2 separate regions of the Homo sapiens genome follow, and region 1 is linked to region 2. Evidence: read pairs that join two places in POLR2A ChIA-PET (ENCODE). Cell type or tissue: IMR-90. All regions are shown on one strand. Region 1 overlaps LOC105371980 (a long non-coding RNA gene). Region 2 overlaps PPP4R1 (protein phosphatase 4 regulatory subunit 1).

The links. Peaks named below come from ENCODE experiments on the same cell type or tissue, not always from the same donor. Only the 100,000 strongest peaks of a DNase experiment are listed, where the experiment ranks them.
Region 1: POLR2A ChIA-PET joins it to region 2 with 6 read pairs; 2 of 35 experiments call an interaction of 5 or more read pairs at or near these places.

What each region holds. Positions count from the first base shown.
Region 1 is chr18:9,413,872-9,421,871 of GRCh38, forward strand. It overlaps LOC105371980 (a long non-coding RNA gene), which reads left to right. Exons shown (of 3, transcript XR_001753550.2): 3 at 6,950-7,246. Among named protein-coding and RNA genes, the nearest start is that of RALBP1, 58 kb to the right of the region's middle. RefSeq lists an enhancer at 2,968-3,915. In IMR-90, no CTCF peak of the experiment used is centred here; no DNase peak of the experiment used is centred here; H3K27ac peaks cover 960 bases.
Region 2 is chr18:9,553,320-9,561,319 of GRCh38, forward strand. PPP4R1 (protein phosphatase 4 regulatory subunit 1) reads right to left here. Exons shown (of 20, transcript NM_001042388.3): 14 at 6,100-6,285; 15 at 3,902-4,063; 16 at 3-103. Among named protein-coding and RNA genes, the nearest start is that of PPP4R1, 57 kb to the right of the region's middle. In IMR-90, no CTCF peak of the experiment used is centred here; no DNase peak of the experiment used is centred here; H3K27ac peaks cover 155 bases.

The DNA of each region.
Region 1 (8,000 bases), 140 kb before region 2:
GAAGACAGTTACCCAGGAGGCCAGTCACTTAATGACACCATTCTGGAGAAGAGTTCTACCAACAGATTCTCTGGAGCTGATCTTCTCTTTGTCCTCCCCAATTTGATTCTTAGACTTCCCACAAAAATCTTCCAATTAAATGTGCTTTCTTGCTTAAGAATCTATTTCTGTTGTTGCATCCAGAAGAACACCAATAATAAATTGCTTACAAAATGCATTTAAAATCAGGTGAGGGATATTAAAACATGTTATAAATGCTATAGTAATTAATATGAACAGACATTTTTATGGTAGAGATAAGTATAGAAATAGTTCCAAATGCATAAAGCATGAGGTATAAGATAAAGTGGTCCTGCACACCAGTGGGAACTGTAATTAAATAAATGTGGGAATGACTGGGTAACCACCTGAAAGACAATGAAGCTGGAATCATACCTCACACCTTGTACCAACATAAATCTCAATATCAATCAAACATTTCAATGCAAAAAACTAAACCACAAAATACCCAAAAAAGAGAAAACTTTTTTAGTCTCTATGTGGGAAAGGCCTTTTGAATTACAATTTTAAAAAATCTAAAAGCATTTATTGGCTTTTAGAGAGGATTGATACATTTTACTATAAAACTAAAATTTTAATTTGGGAATGAAAAACACACCCTAAACAATGAAAATGACAAATGAGAAATTGTACAATATATTCTTGATAAGTCAGTAAGATAAAGAACAACCTGATTTATAAAAATAGATAGACTAGTCACAGACCAGGAAATGCCAATGGCCATTAAACACATAAGATTCTCCACCTTTCTCAAAATGTGAGAACTGCAAATTAGAACAGGGACACAGAATAAAAAGATGGAGATGCCATTTTTCATCTATCAAATTGACAGTGATCAACATTTCTCATCTGTCAAATTGACAATCATCAAATAACGCCTAACCTAGGGGAGGTTGTGGGAAGCGGTCCCACTGTTTATGGGAATGTAACTTTCCACAGCCTCTGTGGGGAGAGGGGTGCCTTGGCATATACGCGTTGACCCAGCGGTTTCAAGTCTAGGAGCTGATCCTGTAGAATCATCTTACACTGTGAGAAATGATCCATTGTGGCATCGTCATGGCAAAATTTCGTTGTTGTTGTTGTTTCTTTTTTCTTTTTTCTTTCTTTCTTTATTTTTGAGACAGAGTTTCACTCTTGTCACTTATGCTAGAGTGCAGTGGCGTGATCTTGGCTCACTGCAACCTCCACCTCCTGGGTTCAAGCGATTCTCCTGCCTCAGCCTCCTGAGTAGCTGGGATTACAAGCACGTGCCACCATGCCTGGCTAAATTTTTTTTGTGTTTTTAGCAGAGATGGGGTTTCACCATGTTGGCCATACTGGTCTCAAATGCCTGACCTCAGGTGATCCACCTGCGTTGGCCTCCCGAAGTACTAGGATTACAGGCATGAGGCACCATGTCCGGCCATGGCAAAATTTTGGACCTAAATGTCCAACCATGGTAGCTAATAAAATTATATACATTCTTATAATGGAATATGATGGATGGATAGAAATTATCTCTTAAGAAATATTGTTAACAGAAAAAAACAAGGTACAGAAGTATGTACACATATAGTCTGGCATTTGTTTAAAACAAGAAAAAGAGAAAAAATTGTGTACATATTTGCTTGTATGCAAATAAGATACCTGGAAGAATTCACAAGAAAATAAAAACACTGGCTGCCTCCAGGGAGGGAAAACGGGAGCTGAGAAACAGGCATGCGTAGGAAGAGACTTTACACAGTGCACCCTTTTGTAGCTTTGATTTTTATTTTTTTGAGATGGAGTCTCATTTTGTCACCTAGGCTGGAGTGCAGTGGCGCAATCTTGGCTCACTGCAGCCTCCACCTCCTGGATTCACGTGATTCTCCTGCCTCAGCCTCCCCGGTAGCTGGGATTAGAGGCACATGCCACCACGCCCAGCTAATTTTTGTATTTTTAGTAGAGACGGGGTTTCACCATGTGGGCCAAGCTGTTCTCAAACCCCTGACCTAAAGTGATCCTCCCGCCTCGGCCTCCCAAAGTGCTGGGATTACAGGTGTGAGCCACTGCACCAGGCCTGTAGCTTTGAGTTTTGAGCCATGAGAATGTACTACCTTTTCAAAAAGTAAACATTTAAACTAAAAAGACACTTTTATCTTAAAACTTTTTTCCTAAAAAAATCAGGTTAAATGGGAGAGAATGACATTAAAAACCAGGACAGCTGTGTGAAGGGCCAGGATAGGGGTTCCATGGGAGCTGGAAGGAGAGGCCCCTAATGCTGCTGGGGAGGCCCTTCAAAGAGGAAGAGACTTCTTGGCTGGGCGCAGTGGCTCAAACCTGTAATGCCAGCACTTTGGGAGGCTGAGGCGGATGGATCACTTGAGGCCAGGAGTTTGAGCCCAGCCTGGCCAACATGGCAAAGCCCCGTCTTTACTAAAAATACAAAAATTAGCGGGGCATGGTGGCTCTGGGACCTGTAGTCCCAGCTACTCGGGAGGCTGAGGCTTGAGAATCACTTGAACCTGGGAGGTGGAGGTTGCAGTGAGTCAAGATCACGTCACTGCACTCCAGCCTGGGCAAAAGAGTGAGACTGTCTCAGAAAAAAAATAGAAAAAAAAAAAAAAAAAAGAGGAGGAGACTTCTGAAAGAAAGGTCCTCACAATTTTGCAGCACTTTGGTTATCAGTGCCCAGAAAATGGGTTCATATGAAGGTCTAGATACTCAGTTTCTGATGAAAATGTTAGCACGCTGTGGGAACAAAACGCTGTTGCCCTAACTGGAAACTCCCACTGCTGCTGATCTATCATGTTTTGGATGGACAACGACAGATTCTGTTCTCAAACTCTACCAAATAGTTTCCACAGAGGGGCTTAGGTTGGAGCAGGAAAATTTCAGGACAGATAATCCTATAGTTTGTGCCTTCTCCTACCATGAAATTTCCTTCTTTTTCCTTATAGAGGAGTTCAAGAGTGCAAATTCAGTTCATAGCATTCAAACAGCTGCATTCCAGCTCCCTTAAACTAATCAGAACCAGTAAGAATACCAGCAAGGAACTCCAAGCCTTGGTTTTTAAATTACATGAGAATAGTTTTGAAGAGTGTATTTTAATCACATAAAACACACTAACAAACGGCTCTCATCTGTTGCCACGTTTCTAATGTGTGAAACGGCTTCTCTGCATGGCTTTCCTCTGTCCCCCGTGCCTCCTGCCCCCATCACAGGGCCTCCATTACATTCCCGACTTGGAATTTCCTTGCAGTTGCCAGCTATACAGAGTCCGATAGGTTTGGCAGGGCCAGCACTCCCGGATGAGGAGGAGGGAGCCTTAGCCATGTAATCATCTAAAGGTGACTGTTAATTTATTAAAGCGAACTTGTCTATCAGAGTGTTTACAACTCTCCGTTTTGTGACTATTCTGAACAGACATACCAGATTGCCTCTGAGGACCCATTCTACACAAGCACAGACTGTAGGACAAAAGAGCTCATTCCAACAGCGCCCAGAGCACCGCCACGCCGGCCACCCCTGGGGCCAGTGGCAGGGTGCCAGGCGTGTTCACGCTCTGAGGCTCCAGAAATTAATCTGACCTCTTGAAAGAACACATTCCTACTGACTAGGAATCTTGAATGAAATTCAAGCAGTGCAGGTGTTCAGCAATTCTGAAGACAAAATTCAGACAGCAGAGCTGCTGCCTTCTCTGGCAGATGGAGGAGTGTCCGTGAAGGAGGGCCCTTCGCACCCCATGGAGCTCCTGATGTCCGTGCCTTTATCAGAGACTCTCCTCCTCCTCTCTTTGATTGCTCTTTTTTTTTTTTCCTTTTTTCCCTTTTTTAAGAGACAGAGTCTCGCTCTGTCGCCCAAGCAGCTGGACTGCCCTGGCCTGATCTCGACTCACTGCAACCTCCACCTCCCAGGTTCAAGCAATTCAAATGCCTCAACCTCCAAAATAGCTGGGATTACCGGCGTCTGCCACCATGCCTGGCTGATTTTTAAATATTTTTATTAGAGACAGGGTTTGCATTATTGCCTAGGCTGGTCTTGAACTCCTGAGCTCAGGCAATCCACCCGCTTTGGCCTCCCAAAGTGCTAGGATTACAGGCAAGAGCCACTGTACCCGGCCCTCTCTTTGATTTCCAGATAAAAAGAAAAACTTCTACTGAAGGTGGGGAAAGGAAAAAACTATTTTCATTTAATGCTTGATTCTCCCCATGATAAGGGTCTGTATGATGGACTGAAAAACAACCACCCATGATTTAATCATTTGGCAAATCCAGATATTTCTGCTGGGAACCAGGAGCAGTGAGCAGGCAGGCCTGGCAGGCGGGGCAGGCTCTGCTCTGGGCCAGGCACAGACAGCCTCGGGCTGCACAAGGTGGGGCGCCCCTGTTCACCAGCGTGGAACTGCATCCTCTTCTACCATTCAGGTTTTCGTTGTGTTTCTTATCTTTATTACTTATGGTGGGGACACTGCCAGCTCTTTCTTTTAAGGGGCCCCACTCCCATGTCCAGGCCACCGGCACTGCCAGGCTAACACCAAGTAACCCACACTGCCTGGCTAATTGGGCTGGGAGCACAGGTATCCCAAGACAGTCCCATAGCCTGGGCTGTTCATGAGGCTGGGCACAAACACAGGTGGGCCATGGATATTCCCTTGTGGGTGTTGGAACCAGAAGCCCCTGGGAGAATGACAAGACCAGAAGCAGGACCTCAGCTGAAAGATTCCAGTTGTACTAGGAGGGCCAGGGTGGCCCTGCCAGGTCCTGTGCAGGCCAAAATTGTGAAGGGAAGAAAATCTAAGTAGAAGCTGTGAGCAAGAGAAACAATCCAGAAAGGTGAGGAAGCTGGTCAGCCACAGAGCAGAGCAAAGCCATCACACAGGCTCCTTCTGAGGCCTCTAGACCTGCCTTGATTCCAGAGTAATCTTCAGTCCTGACTATTCGTGGCTTTTCCTTATCATTGTGCAGGTGTTTCCCCTCAATGAGCCTCTCCACTCTTGAGGAATTTCAGTGAGTCTCTGTTAGTTCATGACAGCCTTAAAACCTAAGTAATATCATGTTTCTCTAGCCTTTTCTTTTTTGAGACAGGGTCTTGCTGTCACCCAGGCTGAAATGCAGTGGCACAATCTTGACTCATTGCAACCTCCACCCCCTGAACTCAAATGATCCTCCCACCTCAGCCTCACGAGCAGCTGCAACTACAGGTGATTTTTTATATTTTTTGTAGAGACAGGATTTGGCTGTGTTGCCCAGGCTGGTCTCGAGCTCCTGGACTCAAGTGATCTGCCCACCTTGGCTTTCCACAGTGCTGGGATTACAGGCGTGAGCCACCACATCTGGCCTTCCTTAGCCTTTTTTTTCTGTATACAAAGGTGACTATATACTCTTTCTTCCAATAGTGGATCTAACTGCAATGCTGTATTGTAACTTACTTTTTTTTTTAACTTGACAATATATTGTGAGCATTCTCATAATATTATTAGAACTTTATAGGATTTCCTTGCAAGGTACCCAAACCTCTGAACAGCTATCATCACCATAGTGAAGTCCAATTTGCTGCCAGCCTTACTGAAAGAATGTCATCCGGCACAGAAACCCGCTGCAGAGTCAAATGAAACCTTCAGGTCCACTGCCTTCCCAGGAGCCCACCTGGCCCCTGCCCTGGGTTTTTCTTGCCCGTCCAGCAGGCCCTTGGTGAGTTCCAGCAGTGAGCCAAACACAATTTTTCAATAGAAACATACTGGAACTGTCAAAAGAACATGAAGTGAGCCACCAAAAAGCATGAAGCATAACACAGTTTTATTTGTTCTGTGGCTTTTTTTTTTTTTTGATATGGCGTCTCACTCTGTTGCTCAGGCTGGAGTGCAGTGGCGCAATCTCAGCTCACTGCAACATCCGCCTCCTGGGTTCAAGCAATACTCCTGCCTCAGCCTCCCCAGTAGCTGGGACTACAGATGTCTGCCACCATGCCCAGCTAATTTTTGTATTTTTAGTAGAGACAGGGTTTTGCCATGTTGGCCAGGCTGGTCTTGAACTCCTGACCTTGTGATCTGCCTGCCTTGGCCTCCCAGAGTGCTTGGATTACAGGCATGAGCCACTGTGCCTGGCCATTCTGTGGCATTTTTAAAACAGCAAGTTTGTCATCAAAATAAAAAAACCAAACAGAAACTCTGAGCACTTTGGTATAACTCAAGTGAAGATGACCCTGCATCTCTACTGAACCATCTCACAGGGCTTTCAAGAAATATGGGCCTTTCAAACCACATTTTTGACACATCATGCCTACAATGGCACAGATCACATTCCTGTGGCTTCAAACATCTGCTCCCAAAGCATGTTTCAGTGGTGGCTACAGCCGAGAGGTGCATCAGTGTTACCCCAGTCTTGCACCCAAGGACCCTCACTTGGGGAGCCCCAGGCCCTCCAGAGTCCTGGATCCACGCCTCTTGTGGAGGCACCATCTGTCTCTCGATCCTCCCATAGCCCAGTGGTGTTCCTGAGAGAGCTGTGTGCTGGCCTCTCCCTCTGACCTATGTTGACCTCACCAAGCTCCAGCTACAAGGCTGGCCTCTGTCCTGATGGCTGTTCTCATTGGATGTGGCCAATGCTACTTTGTCGCTATGTCCAAGATCCTTGTCTGGAGTGAACACATTTGGAATTAGGAGTTTCTAAGAAACGTCCATTGTAGTTTGAGCTCTAGCTGTTCATTCTTGGTGGTCAGTAAGTCACTTTTTTGGCTTTGCCTGACAATACATATGACCTCTGAGGCTCAAGTTCTCCACCCACAAAATGAAGCCATTTGTTCCCATGTCATTGTCTGGCTATGAGGCTGGGAGGTTATGGCCTTGGTACTCATAATCACTGGCGTACAGTTCACACTGGTGCTCAGTCCATCTTTATTCCTGCCCTTTCTTCTTTCATAATTTCTCCAGGGTCACGCCAGAGATTGGAGAAGATGAAGATATCAGAAGGTGTAATGCTGGCATTGTTCCATAGCAACGGGCCTTAGGTACATGGCAGAAAAAGAGAGAGAAAAAGTTGTTCCCTTCTCATAGTGTCCCTACCTGGAGTTAGCTGTCAGCCAAAAGCACTTTAATGTATCACGTCCTGGTGGCTACACAGGTTACACAATTGTCAAAACCCATTGGGCTGCACACTTAATACCTATGCATTTTGTTGTATGTTCATTATCTCAACATTTTTTTCAATAAAAAAATTAAACTAGAAAACAATGCTTCATCTGCTAATTAGCACTGTAAGACTAGGTGTAGATGTACATGTACATAAATCTGTCTTTCCCGTGGTCTCTCTGGTAGGCAGGGACCTTGAGCCAGGATTCCTTCCCTCCCTTCCCTCGAACCCCACTTTCTCCCCATGGCTCCCTGACCCATGCACAGCCACCTAGCAGGTCCTTCTGCCTCTGTGCTTGGCACTTTCCATCCATTGTCCTCACAGCTACCCCAGTGACCTTTGTAAAATGCAGCTATGTCATATTATTCCTTGCTTAAAAGTAATAGTCACTTCTCGTCTCCTCCCAAGTGTGTAAAATCCAAGCTCTTCTCAGGATATGTAAACCCTTGGCTACCGCCCACCCTCGAGCTTCCTCTCCCACCCCTGCCTGACTCCCATTTCATGCTCCAGATACGTAAACTGCTTGTAACTCCACACACACTCGGCTTATCCCCTCTGCCTGAAATGCCCTTTCCAAAATTACTAAATTAAAATTGGTATCAGGACAAACACATACTGTGCTTATGAGCTTCCAAAAGAGTGGTCCAATTTTAAATATTCACATTAAATAGGGATATTTACCCGGTTTATACTTGGCCAGATATTCTGTGAGGAGGAGCTCTGGGCTCGGGGGCCAGACCATCATTTAGTCCTAGCTCTGCTCCTTAATGACTGCAGATCCTTGGGCTGGTCACTTGGGATGCCTGAATCTCATTTATTTTATGCAAAATGAGGGTTATAAATATTCACCCT
Region 2 (8,000 bases):
ACTCAGCCAGTTCAGCTCGAAACCGCCAATTTCTACTATTATCTGTCACCAAAAACTCCTGAAGTTGATAAAGATATTCTCTTCTTTTGTCAATATGAAGAAGCTAAAGTAACAAAATAAAAATATTTACCAGGACAAGGTACAGACAGTATTTCTTTTACTAGAGTGCTTAAAAACAGACTGTAAGCAATATGGTTAATTCTTCTGAAGAGGAAATGTAGTAGCTGTATTTAAGTGTTTTAAAATTTGGTATTAAGTTTATTTTTCCCTGAATAATTCCATTTGCCTTCAGGAATCACCATCTTGTCTGGAAATCTTTGTTCCTTGTGCCTATCAATGAGCCACGCTAAACCCCACAGTACCCCGGGCACAGCCTGATTACAGGGCTTGCCCCCTTTATTCATATGACATCCTTGTTGCCATGGCCCCGCTTAAGGCAGTAATTATGCTCTTAACCACGTGTGTAAGCCCTGCGTGTGACGCTGTGACAGCACAGAGTAGGCATTCAGTATTTGTTGAGAGAAAAAAAATAAATGTATCCCAATAGCTGCTCTATAAATATTTAAAGGTAAGTTTATAAACGGAAGCAAACCAACCTAACTGTGCATCAGATGGAAAACAATCACACAGGGAAAAAAGCCAAAGTGTGAACTGACTACTTTGACCATACATCTTCAAGGGACGTTCTAAGGACAGAATGTGCTAGGAAGTCCTGAATATTATGTAGTTGATTTGATGTGGGAATTATTATTGGTGGAGTAATTCTGAAACTATTTCATTTATGTTGTGGAACTCAGCAAACAACTAATTTTTTTTTTTTTTTTTTGAGACAGTGTCTCACTCTGTGGTCCAGGCTGGAGTGCAGTGGCGGGATCTCGGCTCACTGCAACCTCCACCTCCCAGGTTCAAGCGATTCTCCTGCCTCAGCCTCCCGAGTAGCTGGGACTACAGGCGCATGCCACCACGCCCGGCTAATTTTTTGTATCTTTAGTAGAGACGGGGATTCACCGTGTTAGCCAGGATGGTCTCGATCTCCTGACCTCAGGTGATCCGCTCGCCTTGGCCTCCCAAAGTGCTGGGATTACAGGTGTGAGCCACTGTGCCCAGCCACAACTAAATATTACACATTAATGTTACTAAGAACAGACTTTTTACCAGGAGTAAAAAGAAAAAAATATATAAAGTGAAGAGAGAAAACGGTATTGAATTGGAAGCAGTTCATAACAATATGAAGTTAGTAATTTAATTAAAAAAAAAAGCATCACACCTCCTAGCTACTATCTACACCTCCTAGCTACTATCTCCTGAAAAGACCTAAAAGAAATGACAGGCCAGGAGCAATGAGCACTTCCAGTGCCTGGATCTCAGTTTCTAAGGACCATTCTCCACTAAAAAGGACCACAGTTCCTTGGAGAAATAGCTGACTCCAGGCTGGGACAGGGAAAGGGAAAGTTGAAACTGAAAGTATTGATGCACTTAAAAATCAAAGGACAAATCAAAGGACACAAGAGGCAGCTTTAAGGGGTCTCCACTAGTCAAATTTGATGCTCAAAACAAATGACAGAAATGGATTCCATTATGTTGAATTTTTAAAATCCTAGAGTCCCCACTAATACTAAAATAACTTTCGAAACCGGGGAAGGAGAGAAGGCACAGGTTATTTTTACATGGGAATGTTACTTAATAAAAACAGAAGGAATGGCCCAGCATAGTGGCTCACATCTGTAATCCCAGAACTTTGGGAGGCTAAGGCGGGGCAGATCACTTGAGCCCAGGAGTTCAAGACCAGTGTGGGCAACATAGTGAAACCCTATCCCTACAAAAAATACAAAACTCAGTTGGGCGTGGTGGTGCGCCTGTGGCCCCAGCTACTCAGGAGGCAGAAGTGGGAGGATCATCTGAGCTGGGAGAGGTGGAGGCTGCAGTGAGCCATGATTGCATCATTACACTCCAGCCTGGGCAACAGAGTGAGACCCTGTCTCAAAATAAGTAAGTTAATTAATTAAAAAAAAACAGAAAGAATTATGAAAATAGAAAATCACTCTTTCACAACCAACACAGTTAACTGATTCAGGTAAGAACCATGTATAGATGCCTGGATATGAGAGCACTGGTGAAGGACTCTAGAGAAAAAGATATTCAGAGTTCTAAAGTATCACCTCACCAATTCTCTATTAACCACAAAAGGTAAAAGGTCATTTTACAATGGAGTTGTCAGCCTTCTCGTCACCAATGATGGGAAGAGCCAACACCACATTAGCCCTGATGTGGCACATTCAGAAAAATACATGACAACCTACACAGGTTAACATGTCTGCAAAAAAACCCCGCTTACTCAGAATCAAATTGTGTAAATTCAAATTGAGGGTAATTCTGTAAAACAACTGGTTTAGACTCCTCAAAAATGCCAGTGACACCTAGATTTAAGAGGACTAAAGAAAGATAACATTTAAATTTAATATGCACTTTAAGGGATTCAAAATTGAGCGGAGAAAAACTATAAAGGACAATACTGGGACAATCAGAAAAATTTTAGGCCAGGCATGGTGGCTCACGCCTGTAATCCCAGCACTTTGGGAGGCCAAGGTGGGCGGATCACAAGATCAGGAGATCAAGACCATCCTGGCCAACACGGTGAAACCCCATCTCTACTAAAACAAACAAACAAACAAACAAACAAAAAAACACAAAATCGGCCGGGCTTAGTGGCACGCACCTGTAGTCCCAGCTACTCAGGAGGCTGAGGCAGGAGAATTGCTTGAACCTGGGAGGCGGAGGTTGCAGTGAGCCAAGATCCTGCCACTGCACTCCAGCCTTGTGACAGAGCGAGACTCCGAATATGATCTACATAAAATATAAAATGGTCTCAATGTTTTTGTTTTTTACTTTTTTGAGATGGAGTCTTGCTCTGTCCCCCAGCTGGAGTGCAGTGGCATGATCTTGGCTCACTGCAACCTCCACCTCCTGGGCTCAAGCGATTCTCCTGCCTCAGTCTCCTGAGTGGCTGAGACTACAGGTGCCTACCACCACGCCCAGCTAATTTTTTGTATTTTAGTAAAGACAAGGTTTCACCATGTTGGCCAGGCTGGTCTCAACCTCCTGACCTCAAGTGATCTGCCCGCCTCAGCCTCCCAAAGTGCTGGGATTACAGGCGTGAGCCACTGTGCCCAGCCTCAGTGTTTTTTAAAAGGGAGGACTACAATTACTTCTATCACTCAAGCCTTAGAATTACCAGAGTCAATTTCAAGGCTAAAGTCTAAAAACAACAACAGTACTCCAGGAGTAAACAATTTGTAAAAAATCAGGGCTATTCACTTTGGAGACCACAGCTCCTCTATCAAAGTAGTGAGGGCTAAACGTAAATTCTCAAGACGCCTGAAATACCACACAAAGCCTCCAAACTTAATACACAGTTGACTTTCAACAACAGGGGTTTGAACTGCATGGGTCCACTTATACTTGAATTGTTTGTCCCAACCAGATTGAAAATACAGTATTCCCGGATGTGAAACTGGAGTACACGGAGGGCAGACTTTTCCTATACGCAGGTTCCACAGGAGTACTCCATGGATTTGGGTGTGCATGGGGGACCTGGAACCAATCCTCCTGCATGTACTGAGGGATGACTGCAGCTAATGATTTTTTTTAACATACATTTCACTCAATAATTTTGAAAAAGAAAAAGATACAAATGTCTGTAAACTATCATCTAATACTGTTTTAAAAGTGAGAGTATAATTATGGGACCATTTCTTTTTTAAGTTGCATCTTAACATCAACTTATGGCTGTGTTTTCTTACATAGAAACACAAAGAAACCTCTCTTGGTGATAGCAGAAGATAAAGATTTAGATTACGGCAGAATTTTGTTGTGTTTTTATGCAAAAAAATTTAAAAGTTACCTTCAGAAAATCATGCAAGTGTTTAAGAACACCTATCCTGACTTCATCGAGGTCTTTTAAAAATCCATTAAAAATTGGAACCAGATCTGCAGCTGTCAATTGATCTCCAAGAATAACTGCAAGCTCGTGGATGGAGAATGCTAGAGTTCGTCGAACTTTCCACTGCAGAAATGAAAACACATTAGTAAGCTAACCACAAAGTACGCAGTACTTTAACCATTAGGCAATATACAAAGGCTAATTTATATATGAATGTTACTAACCTCAAAAAATTAAATCAGAATAACAGATACTAACTTTAAATGCCTAAATTATGCATCGAAAAGTGTAACAGAAACATTTTAAATCCCTGCCTAGTACGTATTATCTTCCTTTCATTTATGAGGAGAAAATGCTTAGCAATCGTGAAGTTTTTGTAGCTCTCTGAACATTGGACCCTGGCTCTGACAGTGCAAGAAGAACATGCTCTGTTATTACTCCTAAGCTCTTCCATACATAATTTCCTGTAGCACTAAGCACATGCTAGAACATGCCGACGTACTGAGGCTGCACATGGCTTTGTTATTACTCCTAAGCTCTTCCATACATAATTTCCTGTAGCACTAAGCACATGCTAGAACATGCCGACGTACTGAGGCTGCACATGGACCAAAGGATCTCTAGCACCCTCCCCGGTTTACTGTTCCCCTTCAGATTCCTGTACAGCCAAACCTTGGATTAAGAAAAACAAAACAGAACAATAAAATTTGTTTTTAAGGAATTGGCAATTTAAGAAATATAAGACTAGGGAAATCAGCATACAGCCTTGGAAAAGAAACCCTCAACAGAAATGTGTTGCATTTATAATAATTTTAAGTTAAAAACATCCTTTTCTCCATGGTGCCTTAATCATAAAATTTTTACATAGTAACTTAAAATTTTACCTAAAGAGAAACAGTTTAGAGCAAACACTGTATTTCCTTTCCCTTCCCCCCAGAATCCACTCTTGAAATAAAATTTTACGCCCAAGTTCAACATATAAGACAGATGAAGGCAGAGATGTTCTGATGGAAGAGGGGGGCAGCAGAGAGAAGAAACTGCCCATCCAGATTCTGAGCCATCAGAGTCACCCAGGTGCCCCGAAAGATACATCCCACGGGAACCCTACAGTTCTGTAGAATAAAGACTGAAAACACGAATACACAGGACAAAGCACTCTATGGAAATTGGGCCTTTGTGGTTCCATGACCAGATGCAGCACTTAAAAAGTATATGAACACAGATAAATTCACTTCTTCTGGGTCCTGGTTAAGGATAAATTCACTTCCCCTGGGCCCAGCTTTCCTAACCTCATAGGTCAAAGGAGGAACTTGACCTATCAAGATTACTTCCAACTTATAACTTGCTGAGTCAACAGCACTGATTCCTTGAAAAATACAATTACTAAGAAGTTTAAGGAAAAGTCATCACATTTCAGTACAAATTAGCCTAATCAGACTGTTTTTTTTTTTTTTTAAATAACTGAGAGATCAACTTCACTGAAGGAACAGGTGTGTTCAAAGAGGGGCAAACTTTGTTTATACAGAAATCAGCCCTGGCAGGGGAGGTCAGGTCATCAAGCCTGGGAAGAGGTCACACAAAAGTCACAGATGTCCAGACAAAATGACGTGAAGCAAGGGTTTACCTTGTGTGTTCTGTTGAAAGGGGTTGGGGGTGGTGTGTGGGGATGAGGAGAGAGCAAGAACCACGGAACTTCTCCTGTCTGTACTGCAATGCTCAAGGCATGCAGGGCCCAGAACTTCACATGTGCTAGTAATACTGGAGTTCTACTACGGTTTCAACAAATATTTTCAGATCTACTGTGCAAATCAAATAAGCATTTATAATACTATTTCTAGGTGAAAAATTAAATCCTATATTCGGAACAATTAATTTACATATAAACTCTAGATAATAATACATTTTAAGTTAGGAATGTAGGCATGTTGAATGTGATAACAATTTCTAATGCTTTAGATAAAAATGAAGAAGCCAAATTGTGGGACTCTGACACTGCAAAAAGAACATGCTCTGTTATTACTCTTAAGCTCTTCCATACATAATTTCCTATAACACTAAGAACATGCTAGAACATGAACAGAAATTCTTTAGGTTACAAAAAGCAAAGCACTGTGCCTTCCACATGCACGTTCTGCTAATTCTTTAACTGCTTTACTCACCTGCATGTCTGAGGCCAGAGTCTCATACGTCTCTCTCAGGCAGTGCCAATTCTGTCTTCCGAGTGTCAAGGCCACACCAGGGAGGCTATATGCACAGTGCTTAGCAATTTCAGTGTCAACCGTCTGTGCACGAGAAGGGTCAGTCATAGATAAATACTGATCTAACAACGCCTGAGGTACAACATCCTAATGGAGAAAGAGAAACCACAGTGACTGAGCAGCTGAGATGCATTTTGAGCAGTTTAGACATAAATTGGGCAAAATTATTTTTAAATATATAGATTTTAACATAGCATCTCAAATAGTTGAGAAAAACCAATGTCAAATGTTCAGGTATCTAATAACTAAGAGATACGAAAAACATGCTAAGGGAAACATATATGAACAAATAAAAGCAACTCTAGGAGAACAATGAATAACATCTCAGCTCAAAGGAAAATTAGAATTAATTACTAAATTGAAAAGACATATTAAAATAACACCAGAGCCTTTTAAATGTAGGCAGAGATGACAATGTTTGTTATAACCCAGCAAATGCAGAATAACAGGTGCTCTGCGTGATTTGCAACATGTTCATTAAAAAAACAAAAACCAGCCAGGCACAGTGGCTCACACCTGTAGTCCCAGCACTTTGAGAAGCCAAGGAGGGTGGATCACTTGAGCCCAGCCTGGGCAACATGGTGAAACCCCGTCTCTACAAAAAATTAAAAAATCAGCCAGGTATGGTGGCTCACACCTGTAGTTCCAGATACTCGGGAGGCTGAGGTGGGATGATCACTTGAGCCCAGGGAGGTGGAAGCTGCAGTGAGCTGGGATAGCACCACTGTACTCCAGCCTGGGCGACAGAGTGAGACTCTGTCTCAAAACAAAAATAAAAACTTGTCTTCTTTAGATGAAAATTTAAGCAATTATTTCTAGAAAATTGAAGTGCACATGTCTAATTATTAGTATATATGTGAGGAAAAGAAGAACATATTTGCAATCTTGCTTAGGTGTGTATAAATATAGCTGTGGAAGGATATAAAAGAAAGGTAAAACTGGTTGTATCTCAGGAAGCAAAATGGATGAGTGGAGAAGAAAAAACTGAGAGGGGAACATCACTGAATGCCTTTTAAGTATCTTGAATTTTGAGCTACATAAACGAATTATCCATATACACAAAATGAAAATGGAAATAAACTCATTAAAATGAGATTTGAAATACTGAAAATGTCTGTAAGTGGGGAAAAGCATGTTTCAAAACACTATTGTTTTGAATACTGATTTCATTTTTAGTAAATAAAGTAAAAATTGGCTAGATGTGGCGGTGCACATCTGTAGTCCCAGCTACTTGGGGGGCTGAGGCAGAAGGATCGAATGCTTGAGCCCAGGAGTTCGAGGCTGCAGTGAGCTGTGATCTCGCCACTGCACTCCAGCCTGGGTGACAGAGCGGAGACCCCATCTCTAACAACAATAACAAAATAAATATACCATTTGATCTGGGAAATCTACTTCTAACAATAATAATATAATCCTAAGGCTGGGCACGGTAGCTCATGCCTGTAATCACAGCATTTTGGGAGGCTGAGGTGGGCGGATCACTTGAGGTCAGGAGTTCATGACCAGCCTGGCCAACACGGCGAAACACTGTCTCTACTAAAAACACAAAAAATTAGCTGGGCATGGTGGCTCGCAACTGTAGTCCCAGCTACTTGGGAGGCTGAGGCAGGAGAACTGCTTGAACCCAGGAGGCGGAGGCTGCAGTAAGCTGAGATGGTGCCACTGCACTCTAGCCTGGGTGACAGAGTGAGACTCCATCTCTAATAATAATAATAATAATAATAATAATAATAATAATAATAATAAAGTCATAGAAGCAAACAACACGTACAGACAGTCATGGTGAATGCAGCACTGCTTAT